2 separate regions of the Homo sapiens genome follow, and region 1 is linked to region 2. The links are chromatin loops, found by intact Hi-C in ENCODE. Cell type or tissue: B cell. All regions are shown on one strand.

Region 1 (8,000 bases), 360 kb after region 2:
GGCTAGAGAGGCGCGTCCCAGCTGATTACCAAAACCTCCAAGAATATATAAGAATTCAGCTGCCAGGAGCAGACCCCCACTGGGACCCGAACGAGGGACCAGACATGGAGAGGCTAAGACGGTACTGTGAGGGATTAATAGAAGGTCTAAAGAAAGGGGCTCAAAAGGCTACAAATGTAAATAAGGTTTCTAAGGTCATCCAAGGAAAAGAGGAGAGTCCAGCACAATTCTATGAAAGACTGTGTGAGGCTTACCGTATGTACACTCCCTTTGATCCAGATAGCCCTGAAAATCAGTGCACGATTTACATGGCCTTAGTTAGTCAAAGTGCAGAAGATATCAGGAGAAAATTGCAGAAACAGGTTGGGTTTGCAGGTATGAATACCTCACAGTTACTGGAAATAGCCAATCAAGTGTTTGTAAATAGAGATGCAATAAGCCACAGAGAAAGCCGTAAGGAAGGCGAATGCCAGGCCAGGTGAAATGCCAACTTACTGGCTGTGGCCATTAGGGGAATTCCCTCGAAAGGAGTGGGAAAGGGGGGTTCTGGGAAGAATATCCAGTCTAATCACCCATGCTTGCAATGTAACCAATGCACCTATTGTAAGGAAACAGGATATTGGAAAGATAAGTGTACCCAACTGAAGGAAAAGCAAGGTAATTTGGAACAAAAGACCTCAGATAAAGATGAGGGAACTCTGTTCAATCTGGCTGAAGGGCTATTGGACTGAAGGGGACCAGGCTTAAGTGCCCCCGAGGATCCCATGGTCAGGATTACAATTGGGGGCAAGGACATTAAGTTTTTGGTCGATACTGGTGCTGAACATTCAGTAGTGACCACCCCATTTGCCCCCTTATCCAAGAAAACCATTGATATAACCAGAGCAACAGGAGTTTCCACTAAGCAGGCTTTCTATCTACCATGGACCTGCTCGGTGGGTGGACAAGAAATAGTTCACCAGTTCTTGTACATGCCTGACTGTCCCTTGCCCTTGCTGGGAAGAGACTTGCTTAGCAAGCTGACAGCCACCATCTCCTTTACAAAACAGAGCTCTTTACAGCAAAAGTTACCCAGAACAGGAGTTATCATGGCCCTTACAGTCCCCCAGGAAGAAGAATGGAGACTTTTTTTTAACCGAGCCAGGCCAAGGGATAAAACCAGCTCTAGCTAAGCAATGGCCTTGAATATGGGCAGAGGATAATCCTCCAGGACTGGTGGTCAACCAAGCCCCTGTACTCATAGAAGTTAAGCCTGGGGCCCAACCAATTAGACAAAAGCAGTATCCAGTTCCCAGGGAAGCTCTTGAAGGAATCCAGGCTCAACTCAGGCACTTGAAAGCCTATGGAATTATAGTTCCTTGCCAGTCTCCATGGAACACTCCCCTCCTGCCTGTCCCTAAGCCAGGGACCAAGGACTACTGACCAGTACAAGACTTGCATTTGGTCAACCAAGCTACAGTGACTCTGCACCCAACAGTTCCTAACCCTTACACATTGTTAGGGCTGCTGCTGGCTGAGGATAGCTGCTTTACCTGTCTAGACTTAAAAGATGCCATCTTTAGCATCAGAATATCTCCTGAGAGCCAGAAGCTGTTTGCCTTTCAGTGGGAAGATCCGGAGTCAGGTGTCACTACTCAGTACACTTGGACCCAGCTTACCCAAGGGTTTGAGAACTCCCCTACTATCTTTGGGGAGGCCCTGGCTCGAGACCTGCAAAAGTTTCCTGCTAAAGACCTAGGCTGCATCTTGCTCCTGTACATGGATGACCTTCTGCTGGGACACTCCACGGCAGTCAGGTGCGCAAAAGGGATGGATGCCCTGCTTCAGCACCTGGAGGACTGTGGGTATAAGGTGTCCAAGAAGAAAGCTCAGATCTGCAGACAGCAGGTACGCTACCTGGGATTCACTATTCAGAAAGGGGAGTGCAGCCTGGGGTCATAAAGAAAGCAGGTCACCTGCAGCCTACCAGAACCTAAAACCAGGAGGCAAGTAAGGGAATTCCTAGGAGCTGTAGGGTTTTGCAGATTAGGGATTTCAAACTTTGCAATGCTAGCAAAACCTTTGTACAGGGTTACAAAGTGGGGCGATTGGGAGCGCTTTGAATGGGAACCTCTACAACAGCAAGCCTTTTGTAAGTTAAAGGAAAAATTTATGTCGGCCCCAGCCCTAGGACTACCAGATTTGACAAAGCCCTTTACACTCTATGTGTCAGAAAGAGAAAAAACGGCAGTTGGAGTTTTAATCCAGACTGTGGGGCCCTGGCCTACACCAGTGGCCTATCTCTCAAAACAACTAGATGGGGTTTCCAAAGGCTGGCCACCATGTCTAAGGGCCCTGGCAGCAACAGCCCTGTTAGCACAAGAAGCAGATAAACTAACCCTTGTGCAAAACCTGAATATAAAGGCCCCCCATGCTGTGGTAACTTTGATGAATACCAAAGGACATCATTGGCTACCAAATGCTAGTTTAATCAAGTACCAAAGCTTGCTATGTGAAAATCCCCGCATAACCACTGAAGTCTGTAACACCCTAAATCCCGCCACCTGCTCCCAGTATCAGAGAGCCTGGTCAAGCGTAACTGTGTAGAGGTGTTGGACTCAGTTTATTCTAGCAGACCTGACTTTTGGGACCAGCCATGGGCATCAGTAGACTGGGAGTTATACGTGGATGGGAGTAGCTTCATCAACCCATAAGGAGAAAGATGTGCAGGATATGCAGTGGTAACTTTGGATGCTGCCATTGAAGCCAAACTGTTGCCACAGGGCACTTCAGCCCAGAAGCCTGAGCTCATTGCTTTAACTCGGGCTCTAGAACTCAGTGAAGGTAAGACTAAACATCTACACTGACTCTCGATATGCTTTTCTAACCCTCCAAGTGCATGGAGCATTATATAAGGAAAAGGTCCTGTTAAACTCTGGGGGAAAGGACATAAAATATCAACAAGTAATTCTACAATTACTAGAGGCAGTGTGGAAACCTCAGAAGGCAGCAGTCATGCACTGCAGGGGACACCAGCAAGCCTCCACCTCAGTGGCCTTAGGAAACTCTTGAGCTGATTCAGAAGCTCAAAATGCAGCATCTACCCCTTACTGGGCATCAGTAGCAGCCCCCTTACTCCCTCAAACACCTGACCTGGTACCTACCTATTCTAAGGAAGAAAAAGACTTCTTCCATGCAGAAGGGGGGCAAGTAATAAAAGGAGGATGGATCAGACTGCCAGATGGGAGAGTAGCTATGGCACAATTGCTGGGAGCCACAATCATATTGGCCATGCATGAAACCACTCATCTAGGTCAAGAGTCACATGAAAAATTGTTAAGCTGCTACTTCTACATCTCATACTTGCCAGCCCTTGCCAAAGCTGTAGCACAGCAGTGCATTATTTGCCAACAGCACAATGCGAGGTAAGGCCCCACTGTTCCACCCGGCATACAAGCTTATGGAGCGGCTCCTTTTGAGGATTTTGAGGTGGATTTCACAGAAATGCCGAAATGTGGAGGTAACAAGTATTTGCTGGTTCTTGTGTGTACTTACTCTGAGTGGGTGGAGGCGTATCCAACACAAACTGAAAAGGCCTATGAGGTAACCCATGTGTTTCTCTGAGATTTTATTCCTAGGTTTGGACTGCCTTTATGAATTGGCTCAGATAATGGGCGGGCATTTGTGGCTGACTTGGTACAGAAGACAGCAAAGGCATTAGGAATCACTTGGAAGCTATGTGCCACCTACTGACCTCAGAGTTCTGGAAAAGATGGAGTGAATGAATCGGACTATCAAAAATAGTTTAGGGAAAGTATGTCAGGAAATAGGATTAAAGCAGATACAGTCTCTTCCTATGATATTGTTTAAAATTAGATGCACTCCTTCTAAGAAAACAGGACACTCCCCTTAGGAAATACCGTATCATAGGCCTCCTCCCATACTACTGGGGCTTTCAGGCACTCCCCAAGTGTCAGGTGAAATTGAATTACAGCGACAGCTACAGGCTTTAGGAAAAATTACACAAACAATCTCAACTTGGGTAAATGAGAGGTATCCCATCAGCTTACTCTCCCCAGTTCACCCGTTCTCTCCAGGTGATCGCATGTGGATCAAGGACTGGAACATAGCCCCTTTGTGGCCATGGTGGAAAGGACCTCAGACCATCATCCTGACCACCCCCAAGGCTGTAAAGGTAGAAGGAATCCCATCCTGGGTCCACCACAGCCATGTGAATCCTGCAGCCGCTGAAACCTGGGAGGCAAAACAGAGCCTGGACAACCCCTGCAAAGTGACTCTGAGGAGGATGACAAGCCCTGCTCCAGTCACACCTGGAAGCTGACTGGTCTACGCACAGCCAAAACATGAGGAGGATCATTGTGGGACTCACTTTCCTTATAATTTGGACTTGTATAGTAAAAACTTCCACTGATTTTCCTCACATGTAGGACTGCTCTCAGTGTATACATCAGGTTACCGAGGTAGCACAACAAGTTACAACAATCTTTCTGTTCTATAGTTACTATGAATGCCCAGGAAATTTAAAAGGAATATGTTTATATAACGACACTCAGTATAAGGTATGTAGCCCAGGAAATGACTGGCCAGATGTGTGTTATGACCCCTTTGAGCCTCCCATGTCCACAGTTTTTGAAATAAAATTAAGGACTGAAGACTGGTGGGGACTCATAAATGATACAAGTAAAGTATTAGCCAGAACAGAAGAAAAAGGGGTGCCCAGATGCACAATCTTGAAATTTGATACCTGTGGTGTCATTAATAGCAATAAGTTAGGAAGGGGATATAGCTCTTTTAGTTGGGAAAAAGGCTATGTGACCAAAAATAAGTACATTTGTCATGAATTAGGACTGTGTGGAAATGAATGTGGATACTGGTCTTGTGTCATTTGGGCCACTTGGATAAAAAATGAAAAGGATCCAGTCCACCTTCAGAAAGGAAAAAATGGCCCTTCCTGTACTAAGGGACAAGGTAACACCTTAGAGCTAGTAATAACCAATCCCCTTGATCCACGCTGGAGAAAAGGGGAGCATGTGACCTTAGGAATCAATGGGGCCAGACTGGATCCTCGAGTAAATTTCTTAGTTTGAGGAGAAGTTTACAAACACTCTCCTGAGCCAGTGTTTCAAACTTTCTATGATGAACTAAATGTGCCAGTACCAGAAATTCCAGGAAAAACAAGAAATTTGTTTTTGCAATTAGCCAAGCATGTAGCCCAGTCTCTCAATGTCACTTCATGTTATGTCTGTGGAGGAACTGCAGTGGGAGATCAATGGCCATGGGAAGCCTGAAAATTAGTACATACAGACCCAGCTCCTGATGAATTCCTGGCTCAAAAGAATCACTCTAATAATTTCTGAGTCCTAAAAGCCTCAATTATTGGACAATATTGCATAGCTAGAGAAGGAAAAGAATTCACTTACCCCGTAGAATGACTTAGTTGTCTGGAACAGAAACTGTATAATGGCACCACAAAGACAGTCACTTGGTGGAGTTCAAATCACACAGAGAGGAATCCACTTAGTAAATTCCCAAAGTTGCAAACCGTGTGGACCCACCCGGAGTCCCACCGGGACTGGACAGCCCCCACTGGATTATACTGGATATGTGGGCATAGAGCTTATGCCAAATTATCCGAACAGTGGGCGGGTAGTTGTGTTATTGTCACTATTAAACCATCTTTCTTTCTACTGCCCATAAAGACAGGTGAACTCCTGGGCTTCCCTGTCTATGCTTCCAGTGAAAAGAGAAGCAAAGCTATAGGAAATTGGAAAGATGATGAATGGTCCCCTGAGGGAATCATACAATATTATGGGCCTGCTACTTGGGCACAAGACAGCTCATGGGGACGCCGGACCCCCATTTACATGATGAACCAAATCATACGGTTACAAGCTGTCTTAGAAATAACCACTGATACAACCAGCAGAGCCTTGACTATTCTGGCCTGGCAAGAAACTCAGATGAGAAATGCTATCTATCAAAGTAGATTGGCTCTCGACTACTTGCTAGCAGTTGAAGGAGGGGTCTGTGGGAAATTTAACCTTACTAATTGCTGTCTACACATAGATGATCAAGGGCGAGTGGTTGAAGACATAGTTAGAGATATGACAAAACTGGCACACGTGTCCATGCAAGTGTGGCATGGATTTGATCCTGAAGCCATGTTTGGAAAATGGCTCCCAGTGCTAGGAGGATTTAAAACTCTTATAATAGGAGTTATAATAGTAATAAAAACCTGCTTACTGCTCCCTTGTTTGCTACCTGTACTTCTTCAAATGATAAAAAAGCTTCATCGCTACCTTAGCTCTCCAAAATACTCCAGCACAAGTGTACTATATGAATCACCATCGATCTGTCTTGCAAGAAGACATGGGTAGTGAGGATGAAAGTGAGAACTCCCACTATTGAGTGAGATTCTCAAATGGGGGGAATAAGGGAGGAGACCACCCCTTATATTGTCTTATGCCCAATTTCTGCCTCCAAAGAAAGAAGAAGTAAAAACTAAAAGGCAGAAATGAAATCTACAAACAGACAACCCGGTGCCACACCCTGGGCCTGGTAGTTAAAGATCGACCCCTGACCTAATCAGTTATTTGCATAAAAAAGGCACTGTGAAGATCCGTGTCCTGTTCAGTTTCTTTCTAATTACCGATGTATGCAGCCCCCAGTCATGTACCCCTGCTTGCTCAATTGATCACGACCCTCTCAAGCGGACACCCTTAGAGTTGTGAGCCCTTAAAAGGGACAGGAATTGCTCACTTGGGGAGCTCGGTTGTTGGAGACGTGAGTCTTGCTAAAGCTCTTGCCTAAATAAAGCCCTTCCTTCTTTAACTCAGTGTCTGAGGGGTTTTGACTGCAGCTTGTCCTGCTACAGTGTGGGTGTGTGTTTGGGAGAGGAAGGTCTCCCTTTCTCACTTCCACAGTTGGGGCACTCACAGTTTTGGGAGGGTCTCCTGGATCCTCTAGGAGCAGTCCACTTCCTTCGGAGGGTCTGTGGGTCTTCTTGGGATTGCTGGTTTGTTCTTGCAGTCTATCTGGAGCTAAAATTCACAATGTGAGCTGCCCTCCACTGCTTTGTCCAGAGCTGCAATCTAGTCCTGCCCCCATCCTGTCGGCCATGATCTCACACTACTTAAGATTTTAAATTAGAACTTCTGACATCAAAACACAAAAGAGACAACATTTCAAACTTGATCCACTGAAAACAGGGTAAGTTTAATTCTAAATCCAAATCCAACATTCTAAAACAAGATGTTATCCAAAAATGAAAATTAGTTGCATGACCATTTTTAAAATAACTTTACATATTGAAATAGCTTAAGATTCAGAAGAAGTGACAAAAATAGTACAGAGGTTTTCACACACCCTTCACCCACATTCACCCAACATTAATATCTTGCATAACCATGATGCATGTCAAAACCAGAGTTGCACAGCTCTTAAATCCGTCATCCACGTTGAGCATATAAAAGCATCTGGCTACTGGAAATGAAAATAAGGGATTTTTGAAGAGTGATATGTCTTCTGAAAGCTCTGCATGTGCTGTGGGTTCCTCTACCACCTCATTCGCAAAAGAATAGGATGTGAATTGCTTGTTTTTTCATCTCAACTTAGAAGAAGAAGCATCAAAGGGAATTCTCAGAGAGCTTAATGTGTATTTCCTGAAGTCTGGGGGTGGGGACACACTGCACTTGAGTGTGACTCCCCTCTGAGCACTCAAGGGTGAGAGACAGGCTGGACAGCAGCTGACTGGTAAGCCAAGGGAAAGATGGCTGGGTTGACATAGGCCTGCATACACAGAATTTGTCAGAGCAAGAGATGCATGGATTTTACATAACAGAAATGTGAACCACACACAAGAAAGCTGGCATGAGGTCATCTTATATCCTGTCCAATAGGGCTACCTAGGAGGGCAAAGTCCTCAGTAGAGAGAAGCTGATGGCATAGTCTGACTCATAGGGATTGGAGAGGGAATAAGCAACACACCGAATGAGAGGGCA
Region 2 (8,000 bases):
TTTTCCTTGGTATTTATTTGTAAACTATTGGCCTGTCTGAGGTCCATTTAGAGGCGAGACTAAATGACCCAAGGTGAGGAGGTGTCAGGGTTGCCTGTAGATAGGTGTTGATATGGTTAAGGCACCACCACCATGTGCTCCATGTGCCTGCCACACACAGTGGCAATGGCTTTGGCAGGCATCACGCTGAAGTTGCCTCTCAGTATCAGGAGTCTTCCTTGCAATTGCATTAAAACTACATGGGTTTTAAAACAATAAGAAAGAAAACTATTACTCACTGAATGTGCTTCCATAACTCTTCTTTTGCTTGGATATCGGGGCTTCTCCTATAAATAGAGAAAACAACATTCATCTCTGCAAACATGCTTCATCTCACAACCTAATAACTAACTTTAATAGTTTTCAGACTGTGAAGTTCTTATTTGCCAGCTGAGAACAGACAAGGAAAGACTGGACAGGGAGAGCCATTGTGATGGTTAGTATAAAGACACCAGCAGCTAAATTGCTGCTACTGCCGCTGAAGGAAAATCATAAAACCCAGTCATAACCAGAGCTTCATTTAATGAAAGACCTCAGAACTGCAGGGTCATATGCCTCCCCATCCAGTGGTAACTGTACAACGAAGAATGATTCAGGGCGTCTGTTTCTGATCTTTCCAGATATTTGTAAGTAATGGTAAAAGAAGAACTCATCCTGATTCTAAAAAGTTCCAACATGATCTGTGATTACCTAGGAGAAGCAACCACCAAAAGGAAAAAGCAACTGGTGGGATGGCCCTGATGGCAGACTGTACCAATGACCCATCTTTCATGTTACATCTGGTGTTGCATTTCTGCAACAAAACTTGGGCCAGCAAATGCTAGGACTATCAGTGGCCTTGGCTCATGCTGCCACCCTCTTTACGCCCTTCTCCATTCCTAACTATTGACTCTGCAAATCTTTTCTCCAAGAAGTATGTGAGCAGATATTATACCACTATCTTTAACTTCCTAGAATGAAAAATTCAGTCAGCATTCAAGTGTTTGTACTCTCTGTAGTATCAACTATTTCTCCCATTGTAGCAATGAATGCAGTGAAATCTATTATCACTGCAATTGTTGACACAGAATGATTTTTCTTCATAGTGAGAAAATAAGCTTTCATCAGTCCCTTTAAGAGAACAGAGATCTAGTAATAGGCCAAAAGAAAGAACAAATAATTAAAAGCCACTGATCCTATGGAATTGTATGTGATTAATCTGTATTAGCATTTGGGGGGCTCAATAATGCTTTTAGTGTATGATATCATTAATGCTTTCATTCTTCTCGATTCATAAGGGCACCACTACGGTATTCTGGTAGGGCTTCCTGAACCTACAGAATACACTAAGCTACTTTCCAGCCACTGAGTTGACCAAATGGTTTTTCCTTTGTGCAGGGGGAAAAAAGTGATCTGTCTATAAAGACCTTTTAATCAACTCAGGATGAGACAAAACATGAAAAGGAAAAAGGGATGAAATCTTGGTCTCAGACCAAATATGGTACTGTTAAATGTAGATGTTCTTTGTTTTAAGAATAAGATTAGGCTGGGCATAGTGGCTCAAGCCTGTAATCCCAGCACTTTGGGAGGCCAAGGTGGGTGGATCACTTGAGGTCAGGAGTTCAAAACCAGCCTGGCCAACATGGCAAAACCCCATCTCTACTAAAAATACAAAAAATTAGCTGGGCATGGTGGCATGTGCCTGTAATTCCAACTGCTTAGGAGGTTGAGGCATGAGAATCACTTGAACCTGGGAGGTGGAGGTTGCAGTAAGCCGAGATCACACCACTGCACTCCAGTCTGGGCAACAGAATGAGACCCTGTGCCAAAAAAAAAAAAAAAAAATTGTATGTTTCTTACAAATCATAGAAACTGCTTCCTTGGTGTCCTGTATGTATTCTGCCTTTCCTACATTTGGTTGGTCTGATTTGCTAGATAATATGTTAACCCCATTAAATGATACTGTCAGAGAAAGTGCTAATATTAAAAAGCACTAAGGTGTTATTCCATTCTGACAGAATGATGGTTCAGCTGTGACTATACCCCAGGATCTATTTCTTACAGTCAACCAAGAGTCTGAAGTATTACATAATATCCAGGTTAGGAAGCTATTCTACTGATCATTATTCTTATTTCAGGAAGGTATGATAGTGGGCATATCAGCTTCTTCTAGTTACAGCAGGGTTTCCCACCCTTGGCCCTACTGACATTTTCTATACTAATTCTGTGCTGCAGGAGGCTGTCCTGTGCATTGTAGCATGATCAGTAGCACCTGTGGCCTCTACCCAACTAGACGCCAGTAGCACCTCCCCAGTGTGACAGCCAAAAATGTCTGTAGACAATGTCCCCTTGGAAGCAAAACTGCCCCCAGTTGGAAAACCACTGATTAAGGGTATGACCTAGGAATTAAGTGGCTATGGTTGGGTGGTGGAAGCCAAGTTTTTGTAAAGATCCATTATGTGAGTACTAGAATAGTGCTGGAGAGAGTGACAGTACAGCAGAACCTAAATCTTAAAAGAATGGGAAAATGACCGAGGGTGCAGTTGATGACAACTACCGGAAGTGGTGAGTGGTATCATGTGAGGGCATGCAATTCAAAGCTGAATGCTTTCAGGGTGGACACGGGGAGAATGAGGAAAGTTATGAGTGGCCAGGAGGACATACACCCCATGATATCAGGCCTAGTGGTGAGAGATAGTGACTATGAACAATACATTAAAAAAATGATAACATGATAACAGTGGATATGTCTGAGTGCTGGTATTGCAGGTAATTTTATTTTCTTGTTTATGCTTTTCTATATTTTCTGATCTTTTTAAGCCAGGAGAATTTCTTACCTTAGTTATCAGGAAAAAAAATAAGAGTGTTTTCATGTTTTTTTTTTTAAATATACTATTATTGTAATTCCAAAGGAAATGCTTTTCATTCCCATCTCAGAAGAATTAGAGAAATGTTATCTTTGTTTTTTTTTTTTTTTGAGAGAGAGTCTCGCTCTGTCACCCAGGCTGGAGTGCAGTGGCCCCATCTCGGCTCACTGCAAGCTCCGCCTCCTGGATTCAAGCGATTCTCCTGCCTCAGCCTCCCGAGTAGCTGGGATTGCAGGCATGTGCCACCCTGCCCAGCTAATTTTTGTATTTTTAGTAGAGACGGGGTTTCACCATGTTGGCCAGGATGGTCTCCATCTCTTGACCTCATAATCTGCCCACCTCAGCCTCCCAAAATGCTGGGATTGCAGGCGTGAGCCACTGTGCCTAGCCTGAGAAATGTTATCTTAATCTGAACGAGATCATCAGACCTTCTAGCCATTAACATTGGTCCTAAAAGATTGAAGAGTTTAGTCTTTATTTTTACATTCTATAGCACCATAAAAGTCCTATTTTTAACTAAACTAAGTTCTGACGTGGCCAATAGTTTCAAACAGTTTTAAGGCGAGGAAAAGTTCCAAAGCTTAAAAAATGCTAATTTCCTCTGATTGCTAGACCACCTGTGATTTCACAAATGTCAACACAAGCTGCATGTTAATGAGGAATGTATTATTTTTATGCTTACATCTGCACACACATTTAATCAATAATTTAGGATGAATTCATGATCTGCAGCTCAGTGTTATCTTGTGGATTTAGAAAGCTGTGGAATTCCAGCAGTCATTTTTCTTAATTTGAGGCACTTAATTATGCAGATGTTTTACTTAAACTCTCCAAATAAATTCCTAAGGAAAGGAAATAGAACCCTGAGTTGTCCATAGGTACGACATATATAGAAAATAAACATGCAGCCCAGTATTAGTCCAGTATTTTTCAAAAGCATCCCTCCTCCACATACAAATATTCCACTTTAAATTAATCAGAGAAATTAGTTTGATGACACATCATTCACAAATCACTTTCCCTTATTCCAAAACCCTGAAACAAACATATCATAAATCTACAAAGGATTTAAACTCCATCACTGCATATAATCATTTTAAATATCCCCCAAACTATTCAACTATATTATCTAAAAACATAATATGGGCAATACATTATCCAGTAATATATTTACTATATTTTGTATATTATACTAAAAAATATGGCAGTATTTTACTCTTTTTTTGTCCATCTTTATACTGATCACTCCTCTGAAAGGAAATTTAGAGTGGAAAATATGTACATTTATAAAACATCTTTATTTAAGGAATTCAAAGCACCTAACAAATATCCCAGTCATTCTTTGTCACATTCCTGACGGGTCAAAATAAATCTAATTAGGAGATGTCTTACTCTTCTCCCTCCCCCTCCAAATCAAAGAAGCCTTAGGAAGCCACTGAGATGAACAACCTAGCTGCTGAAGATCGCTCAGGAGGCACTTCCGGGTTGGGGGTGGGGGTTCATGTTATATCTTCACCTAACACACCAGACTTATATGTTTTGTGTGTAACTGAGAACATCGCCCTGACGGCCTCATCTTCCACAGTATCAGTACTTTTCAATAAAAATAGTAAGATATTATCACCACCAGAGGGAGCCCGAACCTTCTCTTGCACCCAGGTTTGACCCTACCAAAACCATTGTTTACGCTTTAATACCTCTTCCAAATATCCCACTGAGTAAAGGTTCACCCATGTAGAAAAGCAGGTTCAACAAAGCTTTTTTCCTAGTGATAAACATCAACTGTAGCTGAAAAATGTACTAAATAGAACTGTACTTCCCAATGTTTTAACAGAGATCTAATCATATTTCAGCTTAACGCTTTTTAGTAGAAAACAGTTTTGTATTTTATACTACTCTACTCTTATGTCTCTGGTATTTAATAATGAATTGATTTTCTAGCTATTTGTTGCGGATAAAATACAAAAATGAATAATGGTGTATCATAACCTTCTGACCCTTAATGGATACCTAATTTACATATACTGCAGTAGGAATTTAAGAATATGGGAGTAATGGAGAGATCAGTGGTTTACTGTACATCTGAAATGCCAAATATACATAAATATTTTTATATAGTACATATATTTTAAAATATTTTCTATATTATGTATATATTATATCTGAAGATATGTGTGTGTGTGTGTATATGTATATATATATGAAGGATAATTTTGATTGCTTTCCTTGAATACTGCCCTAGCCATGTTTCCACTTTTTCTAAGGGATGCGGTCTCACTATGTTGCCCAGGCTGGTCTTGAACTCCTGGCCTCAAGCAATCATCCCTCCTCAGCCTCCCAAGTAGCTGGGACTACACATACAAGCCACCATACCCAGCTTATATTTCCACTTTTAAAGAAAGCTGTAGTGGTTCCTAAATCCTCACACAACCAAATTCAAGTCTCTAAGGACTTTTTGTGAGTTGCCTTATCTACTCTCTTCATTTCTCACCACCTCCTCATCTCAAGGAAAAACACAAATACCTTGCAGTGTTTCTAGAGAATAACTAAGACCTGGGGGAACTTACTAATAAAGGCTGTGACACAGGCACAACCTCACTTAATGCTCAGCAAAATCCTAAGAGCGTGGTACCATCAGTGTTGTAGAGATGGAAGCTCATGGGGATCAGGTAATAAGCTGAAGATCCAGAATGCAAACAACAGCACCCAGCAGGTATTTTATTAATTGTCAATCAATCTCAGGCTTTTAACAGTCATAACTCAAATAAAGGACAGAGCTCAGTTTGTGCTATATGAAGTAATCCATCATCCTTAAGAGTTACAACATTTGTATTCAGTTGTCCACCTGACATTTCCATTAACTGCCTACTTGGCATCTCAAACCTAACAAAGAGAAATCTTGATTCTCTCCCCCCCAAAACATTCCTGGCCCATCCCTTCCCATCTCAGTAAAACACGATGCTACCCACTCAGTGCATCTGCTCAGAAACTCAATGTCATCCATAATACCGCTCACACTACAAATCTGTCAGCTGTACTTCCAAAATGTATATTCATCTACTCTCTTCATTTCACCACCACCATCTTTTCTGAGCTAAAAGCGTCTCACGTGGACCACTGCAAAGTTTTCTAATTGCTTTCCTGCTTCCTTTCTTCCTCTTTCTCAATCTGCTTTTTACCCACCAGAGCAACTTTTTTTTTTTTTTTTTTTTTTTTTTTTGAGATGGAGTTTCACTCCTGTTGCCCAGGCTGAAGTGCAATGGCGCCATCTCGGCTTACTGCAACCTCCGCCTCCCAGCTTCAAGCAATTCTCCTGACCCAGCCTCCCAAGTAGCTGGGATTACAGGCACCCACCACCACACCCAGCTAATTTTTGTATTTTTAGTAGAGACGAGGTTTCACCACGTTGGCCAGGCTTGTCTTGAACTCCTGAACTCAGGTGATCGGCCTGCCTTGGCCTCCCAAAGTGCTGGGATTACAGGCATGAGCCACCGTCCCCGGCCAGCAACTTCTAAATGAACTACTATCCACACAAATATATATATATAATTTTTTTTTCTACTTTAACTGCACTTTGGCCGTATCAGCTGAGAAATCTGACACAGGTCCTACTGGACTAAAATCAAGGTGTTGGCATGGCTGCATTCCTTTCTGCAGACTCAAGGGAAAATTCATTTTCTTGTGTTTTCCATCTTCTGGAGCTGCCCACATTTATTCGTTCAAGGCCTTTTCCTCTATTTTCAAAGCCAGCAACAGCAGGTTGAGTCCGTTTCAAACTGAAACACTCTTCCTCTTCTGTCACCTCTTCCACTTTTAAGAAACTTATGATTACTTTGGGCCTACTTGGATAATCCAGGATAATATCTCTGGGTGAGGGTCAACTGATTAACAACAGCCTTAATTCCACCTGCAATCTTAACTCCTCTCTGCCATCTAGGGTCATATATTCACACATTATGGAGATTAAGCCATGGACATATATCAGGGGTCATTATTCTTCCCACCACAGTAACTAAGGTTTTTCCTCCTCTTAATTTCTTTATATAAAAACTCACTGTTTAAGCAAAGATACATTAACATTTTAATACGAGGCTTCTAACAGGCAAAAATAAAATATATGACAATAGCACAAAGCACAAGTGGAGCTATATTTTTCCAATGTTTCTAAATTTTAAATGTTACAATATTCATCTTAGGGTGTGATAAGGAACCATACTGATAAGAATCATACTTACAGAGAGAAAGCAATAAATAAAAAAATAATAAAAGTATAGGTAAGATATCAGTAGAGAAAATAAAATGGAGTATCAAAAAATATTCAGTTCACACAAAATAAAGTAGGAAGGGAGCAACAAACCAACAAAAAACAGGCGTAATAAACCAGAAAAAAGAACAAGATGGTAGATTTATATCGCAAAATACAAATAATTATGTTAACTGCTAGCAGGCTAAACACTGAACTTAAAAGACAGGGATTGTCAGGCTAGAATTAAAAAAAAAAAACAAAAAGACCAACTGTACACTGTTTACAAGAGGTGGACTTTAAATATAAAGACATAACTAGGCTTAAAGTAACAGATTAAAAGGATATACCATGCAAACAGTAAACATGAAGAAGGTATGGTAGAATTTATGCGTGTGCATGTGTAGTGGACACAGAGAAAGTATTGCCAGAATAAAGGGTCATCAGTTCATCAGGAAGGAAAAAACCATACATATGCATACACCTAACACCAGAGCTTCAAAATAACTTGAAGTAAAAACTGACAGAATTAAAGGAAAAAACAGACAAATTGACAATCACTGTTGTAGATTTTAACATCCCTCTCTCAATGACTACTTGAAAAGTAGATGAAGAAATAAAAAAAAAGACACAATCTGAACACTATCAGCTAACTGCATCTATTCGACAACCAGTAACTGAGACTCCTCATTCTTCTTGAGTCTACAGATTATTCATCATTAAAAACCATATGCTAGGCCTTAAAACAAGTCTCAATAAATTTCAAGGGATTAAAACTGTTCAGACTTTTTTTTTTAACCACAATGGAATTAAATTAGAATAATAATAATATTTGTAGAAAATCCTGAAATATTTGGAAATTAAACACACAA

What was found. Peaks named below come from ENCODE experiments on the same cell type or tissue, not always from the same donor. Only the 100,000 strongest peaks of a DNase experiment are listed, where the experiment ranks them.
Region 1: a loop joins it to region 2, with 16 times the contacts of the local background. A loop is called at or near these places in 25 of 110 quality-filtered maps.

Annotation. Positions count from the first base shown.
Region 1 is chr5:112,525,761-112,533,760 of GRCh38, forward strand. It overlaps LOC124901043 (a long non-coding RNA gene), which reads left to right. Exons shown (of 2, transcript XR_007058901.1): 2 at 1,606-4,652. Among named protein-coding and RNA genes, the nearest start is that of LINC02200, 99 kb to the right of the region's middle. In B cell, CTCF peaks have their summits at 3,979 and 4,183; DNase peaks (open chromatin) are centred at 3,941, 6,781 and 6,891; H3K4me3 peaks cover 2,039 bases; H3K27ac peaks cover 6,884 bases.
Region 2 is chr5:112,170,667-112,178,666 of GRCh38, forward strand. EPB41L4A (erythrocyte membrane protein band 4.1 like 4A) reads right to left here. Exons shown (of 23, transcript NM_022140.5): 19 at 279-326. Among named protein-coding and RNA genes, the nearest start is that of SNORA13, 13 kb to the left of the region's middle. In B cell, CTCF peaks have their summits at 4,550 (motif pointing right) and 4,751; a DNase peak (open chromatin) is centred at 4,485.